Linked DNA regions of Mus musculus: region 2 is linked to region 1. The links are chromatin loops, found by intact Hi-C in ENCODE. Cell type or tissue: heart. All regions are shown on one strand.

Region 1 (5,000 bases):
GCTGAACAAATATCCGTGGGGTAGGGTGTCGGATCTTTTGGACATGTGCCTGCCAAGGAGTGGAATAGCTGGATCAAGGTCACACAGTATATTCATATGTAGGTTGCTGAGAATTCTGAAACCTCACTATCTCCTAGGCACAACACAAAGGAACACAGCGAGCTTCCTGGTGCTTTATGACTATCCAGTGACACATTGTGTGCCTGACTCTTGGTTAAATCAGCTGGTGCATGGAGACACTGACATTATACTATCACTAGTGACACCAGTGGAGACACTCTTGGTCTCCTGTTCTTCCCATTTCTGTAAAGTCTTGATCCCCCTGCCTCGGTTTTCAAAGTGTTGGGATTAAATCTCTACCTCAGAGACACTTTAGAGGACATGGCCAAAGAACATTACACATGCCCTTTGGTTACCTCTTGGACACTCTGCCCTTTGGTTACCTCTTGGACACTTCCCTTTGGTTATATCTTGAACACTCCCTGTAGCAGAATACTGTCTTCCACGGGAGCTCGACCATTATTCCATATGCTGTCTGCATGAGTGAGAGGAGAGTCCTCTGCAAAGATAGGCAGAGTGAGCAGACTTGGGGTAGAAGGGACCACACTGAGGGAAGAATGCCACATTTCAGCAGCTGGAACACATGCATTTGCCTTCCTAGAAACTGGGCTTGGTCTATTTGACACATTCAGAGGCCACCTGCTTTTCCATGTTTCTCTTGCTGACACTGGGCTCCTTGTGTGTTCCTTTGGCCTAGCACTTTCCTTTCACAGAAGGTCACACCGTCATCCAAGCTAGCCAGAAGCTCTTGATCTTCCTGCCTTTCTTGGTTTTTCAAGTGTTGCTGTTATAGGCTTCCATCATTGCCTCTCCACTATCAGATTTACATCCTGTACACAGCTCCCTTTGTTGTATGTCAGAAACATCATGATATGAACAATACACATTCTCTCTTTGCCCGGTGCCTCTCTTGGCTTTCCAATTTCCTTCTGCTACTTTCTCAGACTTCTGTGTACGAATATAAATTCATCCATCATTACTCCCACCAGCTTCCTTTATGAGTTCTGGTTTTTCTGCCGTATATAGAAACCTTTCCCCAATGGCAGCTTACAAGGGACTCCCAATTACAAATTATCAAGTCAGTGTGTAGTTTCATTTGCTATGTACAATCTGTAACCTGTCGCTATTTGTTTGAGATACACCAGGAAGTTCAGATCGATTCTTCACCTTCAAATATCTATTTCGTTTTCCCAGTACATTGGTCTTAACCTGCACCTAGGACGCCTGGGAAAACAGGAGAGGCTACCCTCCCTCTTCCCTGTGTTCTGCAGGCAAATGACTACAAAGACTCTCTCCCAGTGACTTACAGCACACTGTTAACCCCTCCCACCTAACACAATACTAGACTCAGACCCTGCAAGTATAAATACTTAGATTCCCTGAAGATGAACTGAATCTCTCCTTCCCAATGCATCATCAGAAGGAAACGGCTGTGAGCTCAACTCTGAGCCATCTCTCCTTCCAGGCCTTGAGAAGGGGCTCACTGGATCCTGAGAGCTACACCCCCAATGCCACCTGAGAAGAGGCTTCCCGAGGGAAACATGTCCTTCTTCCATACTGTCCTGAGATCCTTGATGCCGATGTCCCCACACTGTTCCTTTAACTGCCTGTTTATAGTAGGACAACGGCCTCCAGCTGGGAACCCAGAGGACCTCAAGGTCACAGCACTGGCCTAGGCCACTGACCCCACCTTACACAAGCCCCGCCCACTGCATCGACCTCTTCTTCTACAGTGCTCCCTCAAAACTTCAGCATCTCCTCCCACTCCCTTACTTGCCCCTCCAATAAGCCACCACCTGTCCCCACTACAATGATTCCTCCTGGCTCCCTTTAAATTTCATTGCTTTGTCCAGGCAGCCTGAGGCAAGCATGCAGATGGACTCTGAGGAAGAACTTTGTTGAGTGTGGGCCTGCAGATCCTCAGTGACAGTCATTGTTGGGCTATCTGCAGGGCTTAGGGGGTTCTGGGTCATGGAGACTAAAAGGCTTTGCTGCCAATGTTCTCCAGAATTGCCATGAGTGTGGTAAGTGAAACCACTTTCCCTGGCTGTGGGCAAGCTCTAGGGAGGTGGCTGTGCTGTGTGTGGTGTGAGTAGCCTGACCAGTTGCAGTTCTTGGCCAGCCCCTTTGCAGAGCACCCCTCCTGTGGCAGTCTTGCTCAGCCCCTTTGCAGACCACGCCTCCTGTGGCAGTCTTGCCCAGCCCCTTTGCAGACTAAGCCTCCTGTGACAGTCTTGCTCTGCCCCTTTGCAGACCCCGCCTCCTGTGGCAGTCTTGCCCAGCCCCTTTGCAGACCCCGCCTCCTGTGGCAGTCTTGCCCAGCCCCTTTGCAGACCACGCCTCCTGTGGCAGTCTTGCCCAGCCCCTTTGCAGACCACGCCTCCTGCAGAAGTCTTGCTCCGCCCCTTTGCAGACCCCGCCTCCTGTGGCAGTCTTGCCCAGCCCCTTTGCAGACTAAGCCTCAAGTGACAGTCTTGCTCTGCCCCTTTGCAGACCCCACCTCCTGTGGCAGTCTTGCCCAGCCCCTTTGCAGACCATGCCTCCTGTGGCAGTCTTGCCCAGCCCCTTTGCAGACCACGCCTCCTGCGGAAGTCTTGCCCAGCCCCTTTGCAGACCATGCCTCCTGTGGCAGTCTTGCCCAGCCCCTTTGCAGACCACGCCTCCTGCGGAAGTCTTGCCCAGCCCCTTTGCAGACCATGCCTCCTGTGGCAGTCTTGCCCAGCCCCTTTGCAGACCACGCCTCCTGCGGAAGTCTTGCCCAGCCCCTTTGCAGACCACGCCTCCTGTGGCAGTCTTGCCCAGCCCCTTTGCAGACCACGCCTCCTGTGGCAGGAGTGCTTTCCAGAGAAGCTGAAGCTTCTTGTCTCTCTTGTCTCCACAGCCCCTTTTATCCCCCACCTCCTTACAGGTCGCTTTCCCACATTCATGCATTCACGTCTGTTTTATTTCATGACGAAACCTCTGTTTTTGACCAGATCTCTCTGTGTGGTCAGAGGTTTGGCACTGTCCATTAATACCCGAGCGTGCATTTTCTGGTACACAGCCCAAGCAACAAGTGTCCAGTCCTTGAATCTTTCAGTTGGCCAAAGTTCACCCACGAGGGGCAGAGCCCCCTAGAGCAGATCCTCATTCTCTTCTCTGCTGCTGGCAGGCCCAGCTTTGTACCTAACCAGTGAAGGCAACCGCCACAGCTGCTGTGAGTGAGAGCATGCTCAAAATGGCTGTGTGATAGCCTGAAGATAACATTTCACATCCCTCGCATTCTTTCCACTCCTTCTGCAGTGCTCTGTAAGCCTTAGGCTAAGGCTGATCTGTGAACAGCTTCACAGAAGGAAAAACAGGCCTGCTACTTTAAACACAGTCTAAAACCCAGGGGAAAACACCCATATGCAGAAGAGTTTTAAATTTTCAAATATTTTTGAGAAACTAACATGGAGTACGGTGGATGGTACCCACCGGCAGCTGATGGGTCTGATACGCAATCTCATTGGCTCCTTCTCAGAAGACTGGCTTATCTGCCCAGTCCTGACGCTGTTCTGTGTTGGCTCTGCCTTTCCTTTTGACCAGGCGATGCATTCGCTCAAGAAACCGGGAGACTTTCAGTCCTGGGAAACTATGACTCAGTGAGGTTGAATTTGCATCCCAAGGGTACCCAGCAACAGAACGGTGGTATTGGTGTGAGTTTCTCTACTTTGTGCTTCATCTCAGGAGTCTCTGATCACGAAAGTTGGGACTCTTCCAGGACCAGGAAGTGGGAGTGGGTGGGTTGCGGAGCAGGGCCGGGGGAGGTTATAGGGGGCTTTGGGAATAGCATTTGAAATGTAAATGATGAAAATATCTAATAAAAAATCAAAAAAGAAAAAAGAAGACAAAAATAACTAGAGCTCAAGTACTAATACACACACACACACACACACACACACACACAAAGACTTGCACCTCCATGCAAGAGGTATCATGGGAAGTGACCATGAGCACTGAAGGAAGTTGCAGCATGTGAATCAGGATAACATATTTGGACCTAGCCAAGAAGAGTCGTTCTTGGGGCTCTGGGGGGAAGCAAAACAACTTCTTATTGAATCTGCAACCTGTGGGAACTCTGAGACTCCTTCCCACACTTGTCCCATTCTTCCCTCATAGGAATCAAGCCAACTGTGCCTGGGCTGTATGTGGGAAGTAGCCCTTCCTTGTGGGCAGAAGACTCAGGTAGCATCTGCTGGTGCCAAGCCTCATGGTCTACCAGTTACCCAGGGAAACCGTCCCTGCCTCACCTAGCTACTTTTAAGAATGCTCTGTGCATCCATCCCTCACTCACTAGACACCTTCAGATCGTTCTGCACAGTTGGAGAGTGCAAATCCAAATCCCTGTGCAGGATCTGAACTCAGAAGTCCAAAATGGGGTCCTCGGTGCATTTCCTCAACTCCTTTCTGGTTAGAGGCCTGAGCCAGCAGATCATGTCTGAGGAATGTGAAAATCAGTCTGTAGCAAGTGATGGGATTAAGGAATCTCTGGTGGATCTATGCTCAGGAGCAAGCCATACCATGCTCTGCACTATTGATTCGTGGGGGGGGGCAGTCTGAGCATTCCTAGGTTACAAAAGAGATAGCTCAGAGTCTAGCTGTGCTGCCCCCTCCACTACCCTCTACCCCCAATTCCTTCTAGGTCTCCCATTTCCCATTGCCCTTCCTGACAGGACTTCTTGGCTTCCATGGATCTTGAAGCCTCATTTAAATGAGACTCTAGGTCTGTCCACCACGATTACAGTTTGTGAATCACACAGATCTTCCAAAATGATATAGAGCCAAGAGACTCCTAGGATGGACGTGCCTAACATCCAGGGGGTCCAACCACTACTCCATATATCACCAGATTACCATTACTACAGGGAATGAATGGTCAGGCAAGTCCCCGACATTTCTATACTCTCAGAGCAGTGGGT
Region 2 (5,000 bases), 480 kb before region 1:
TTCTAGGAAGGCAAATGCATGTGTTCCAGCTGCTGAAATGTGGCATTCTTCCCTCAGTGTGGTCCCTTCTACCCCAAGTCTGCTCACTCTGCCTATCTTTGCAGAGGACTCTCCTCTCACTCATGCAGACAGCATATGGAATAATGGTCGAGCTCCCGTGGAAGACAGTATTCTGCTACAGGGAGTGTTCAATATATAACCAAAGGGAAGTGTCCAAGAGGTAACCAAAGGGCAGAGTGTCCAAGAGGTAACCAAAGGGCATGTGTAATGTTCTTTGGCCATGTCCTTTCAAGTTTCCCTGAGGTAGAGATTTAATCCCAACACTTTGAAAACCGAGGCAGGGGGATCAAGACTTTACAGAAATGGGAAGAACAGGAGACCAAGAGTGTCTCCACTGGTGTCACTAGTGATAGTATAATGTCAGTGTCTCCATGCACCAGCTGATTTAACCAAGAGTCAGGCACACAATGTGTCACTGGATAGTCATAAAGCACCAGGAAGCTCGCTGTGTTCCTTTGTGTTGTGCCTAGGAGATAGTGAGGTTTCAGAATTCTCAGCAACCTACATATGAATATACTGTGTGACCTTGATCCAGCTATTCCACTCCTTGGCAGGCACATGTCCAAAAGATCCAACATCCTACCCCACGGATATTTGTTCAGCCATATTCCTTACCACTTGATTCACACTATCTAAGGCATTAAGGTAACACCCTTAATGTCCTTCAGCAGATCCACGGACAATGATGATTTGGTACTTGTTGCGTGCCGTCCAGCAGCTCTCGAGGAATGGGGTTTGGCTGAAGTGGCAGACTGGAGCTGAAAGAAAGGGAACTAGATGGACGAGAGAAAGAAGGGAGCTAAGACAACAAATGTCCTGATCAAAGCTCAATTTTACTATTCGGAGCACCGGGTTATGAAGAAGTGGGGAGGGGCCCATTCCTGCCAAATCATCCTTGGAGTCCAGTTGCAGGTGACCACGATTTGTCTCCGGAACAGCTAGGCAGCAGGTAGTAGCAGGGGGAGTGGCAGATGGATAGGGTGGCAGGCTCCACCCCCATGCTCTCCTAGTGCTAACAGTCAATCCTGATCAGGCTGAGTTGGGGAAGTTACAGGTACTTGCCTGCTAGTACTGAATACTGTTCAGCTGGAAAGAAAAATGAAATCATGAACGCTGCAGCCAAATGGTCTGAACTAGAAAAGAAAGGCATTGGGTGAGGTAGCCCAGACCTAGAAACATGAATGCCACAGGTTCCCAATTGTCTGTGGTTCCTAACTCTAGAGCCTTGGATGTGAGTATATGTCTTGGATTACCATAGAAACCATGAAAGCATAAAGGACCATAGTGCTGAACATGCAATATGAAAAGGAAACTTGAAAAAAAAATAGGGTGAGCTTAAAGAGGGAGCAGACATAAATAGCAATAAGGACACTTGAGATATCCACAGTGCACTTATTATTTTATATTTACAAAACATTACATGTACATATGAACATTCATTTTTTAAATAAAATTCTTCCTCTAAGAGCCATAGACTGCTGAAAAATAAATGCACAGTACCAGGCATGAATAATCTCCTTTCGAGTTTTTGCTCAGAGGAGTCCAGGAGACGGCCACAGACAATATGATTTATCATCACTCCCCTTTTTTTGCCTCCCAGAATTTAAGAAAAGCCCATATTGTTGAAGACACCTGGCACTTTGGACATAGGGCTGCGAGGACTCAAGCTAGGTCTGACTAAAAGCATCCTCCTGTGGGTCTAGCTGACACAGTATCAGAAGGTGCTATGCAAGTAGCCACGTGCAGAAAGCAATAACCCCAGCATTGTTGCCTATGAATCTTAACAATGACCAGCATTGTCCTAAATGTGCAATAGCGGCATTTAAACAGCATTTTCCTAAATGTGCAATAGTGGCATTTAAATCATGGGGAAAAGCAGCAATTGGACTGACGGCTTGATCAATAGGAGACAGATCACATGTGCTACTAGCCAACTACTCTTGTCCTTTGAGGTTATGCCCCATAAAGGAGAACATGCTACAGGCACTTTCTCCTGTTTCTCTTGGTTCTTCTTGAATCAGGGTAATTCCTCACTGCTTTCCAAATACTTATAGCCACAGACAAGTGCTGATATCGCTACTCATTAAATATATCCTCTCTTCGGGTGATGGCAGCCAAAGACATGGCCCAGCAGTTCAGTGCACTGCAGCTCTTCCAGAAGACCTGTATTCAATGCCTGAGCTCCAATATGTTGGCAAACATCTCTGTGAGATTGCAGCAACAAGGGGTCTGCCTCCCTCTACTGGCATGTTAGGGAACTGCATGTCCATGCACAGAGTACAGAGACCTTGGTCCAGGCCTAACTCCCATGCACACAAAAAGATAAAATAAAACAAAACCTAAAAAAAATTAAAATGTAAATTGTTTTTCTTTCACACAGAGACCATTGCTGAAATCTGTAGTGCTCCAAACTCAGAGAAAAACTTATTTTGGTTGCCCAGGCCAAACTGATACATCCACATACAACACAACCCTAATATGCTAGGCACAGAGACCATAGTGGGAGAGAAGGCAGAAAGTGTAAGATACCAGGAAGGTCTGGTGCAAGATTGGACCTTCTATCCATGTCAGGGAAGCTACACCCACAACAGCACTAAGAACACACAGCAGGTAAGAGGCTATCAATTTTTAGGAGGAACAGAGGTGACAGGACAGGGGTTGGAGAGAGGAGTGGGGGATGGTGCAACTCTCCTTTAATTAAAAGAATTTAAAGACCTAGGTACAAAGCAGCAGAGCCAGATCTAGAGAACACAACCTGTTGTGAAAGAGAAAATACACACTTACATTCTGCCAGTCACAAGCAATGGCCATCCCCAGCAGAACTAGCAGTTAGCAACGGACAAACCCAAGAAGTGCAGGGCAGGCAGCAGCTGACAGGAAGCACAGTATTATCCCAAAGAGCCACACATTCTCCACTGTTTCTGTTTGCCAGAGTTTCAATTCCACCAGATGGAGCCAAGAGGTCTCTCCCTTGTGTTCCTTGGGGAGACTGGGGTAGGTGGATACCTTGGTGGCAGAGAATCAGAGGAGAGAGGCTGCACAGTGTAGAGATACAGAAATGCACAACGCATTGAGACCTCCAAGCTCTGTCTGTGTAATGGAAGCCATCTTGGGGTCTCCAGAGAACACCCCTGATGTCCCTCAGTGCTGAGAATTGCCTCCCACTCAGGCAGCAAAGTGTATAAATACATTCTGGAAGTTGTGGGCACTCAACAAGAAGGTGGGCAGGAAGAGACCTCTAGCCCTCAGAGAAAAGGACACCACATATACATGCCAACCAGGTTTAAACAGGTTTAAACTGGACTTGTGGAGAGCCAAGCCCATTCAGCAGCCTGGGCTCACTTCAACAAACTGTGTGGGACAGAGTAGCAGTCATTGCTTATAGTCAGAAAAAGTTTGTATGTAGAGATTGAGTAAACTGTGACACATACTAAGGAAGGGACCTGTCTGTCAACAGATACACGCTAGAGATGTGGGAACCAAGAAAACCACAGAGAAGAAACAGCTACCAATAGATTCGATACAAAACCAACTGTTAGATGTCCACAGTGCATGACTGGATGGAGACTGTCAGCAGACACATACAGTATCCTAAAAGGAACAAAATGAGAATTTCACTGGAATGCTCAAGGTCTCTTTATGAGCTGCTGCTCACACTCCAAATCTAAGAATCACACAGGCTGGTGGGTGGCTTGTGATGATGTGGTTTCTCTCCACACAAGAAGCCAGGAGCTGTATATCTGTCTCCACAAAGGAAAAGGAAAGAGCTACTGGACTTAATAGGTGAAGAGTATTCCCAATCGCTCCATTTGCATCAGAGGAGGAACGGAGGAAAATTAGAGATTCTTGGGGGTGGAATCAAGAAGCCTGGTGGACAAGTCATAGAGCACTGTGTTCACCACTGCAGTCCTGGAAGTGGAGAAGAGAGAAACTACCAGGAAAGCATGCGTATAGTGTATTAGGTGTGGGTGTCTGTGTGTGAGTGCATATGTTAGGTTTGTGTGTGTGTGTGTGTGTGTGTGTGTTAGGTGTGTGTGTGTTAGGTGTGTGTGTGCATGCATATGTTAGATGTGTGTGTGCATACATATGTTAGGTGTGTGTGTATGAATGCATATGTTACGGGTATATGTGTGCATGCATATGTTAGGTGCAAGTGTGTATGCATGCATATGTTAGGTGTGTGTGTGTGTGTGTGTGTGTGTGTGTATCAGTGTGAGTTTCCTTATTCTAAGACAGCAGTCCATTATGTAGCCCAAGATGGCTTCAACAAACAATCCTCTTGCCCTAGGTTTCAGAGGGCTGGGATTGGGATTATTTGCATGTAACACCATGTCCAATTTATATAAGTATACACTGAAGGGAAATTATCCTTATACTTTTATTATTTGAGAATTTCAAACATTGTATTTGGTCATATCCAGTCTTTACTCCCTTCTTAGACCCTGTTCAGTGGCATTGCCACCACTCCTGTCCAAATCTCCCATCTTGTCTCTCTCTCTCTCTCTCTCTCTTTTTTTTCTCTCGAGACAGGGTTTCTCTGCATAGCCCTGGCTCTCCTGGAACTCACTCTGTAGACAAGGCTGGCCTTCAACTCAGAAATTCGCCTGCCTCTGCCTCCTGAGTGCTGGGATTAAAAGCGTGCGCCACCACGCCCGGCTCCATCTTCTCTTTCTTCCTTCCTTTGTCCCTTCCCTTTCCTCCCTTCCCCTGCCTCTCCCACCCTCCCACCCTCCCTTCCCTCTCCCTCTCCCTCCTTCTTTTCCCCTCCCTCCCACTTCCTCCCTTCACCCTCCTTTCCTTCCTTTCTCTTTCTTTCTTTCTTTCTTTCTTTCTTTCTTTCTTTCTTTCTTTCTTTCTCTCTCCCTTCCTCTTTTTCTTTCTCTCTCTCTTTCCTTCTTTCTTTCTTTCTTTCTTTCTTTCTCTCCCTTTCTCTCCCTTTC

The links. A loop is a pair of places that touch in the nucleus more often than their neighbours do. Peaks named below come from ENCODE experiments on the same cell type or tissue, not always from the same donor. Only the 100,000 strongest peaks of a DNase experiment are listed, where the experiment ranks them.
Region 2: a loop joins it to region 1, with 27 times the contacts of the local background. A loop is called at or near these places in 13 of 42 quality-filtered maps.

The regions. Positions count from the first base shown.
Region 1 is chrX:135,084,643-135,089,642 of GRCm38, reverse strand. No RefSeq gene overlaps it. Among named protein-coding and RNA genes, the nearest start is that of 3632454L22Rik, 27 kb to the right of the region's middle. In heart, no CTCF peak of the experiment used is centred here; a DNase peak (open chromatin) is centred at 2,282.
Region 2 is chrX:135,566,965-135,571,964 of GRCm38, reverse strand. No RefSeq gene overlaps it. Among named protein-coding and RNA genes, the nearest start is that of Nxf7, 29 kb to the left of the region's middle. In heart, a CTCF peak has its summit at 2,318 (motif pointing left); no DNase peak of the experiment used is centred here.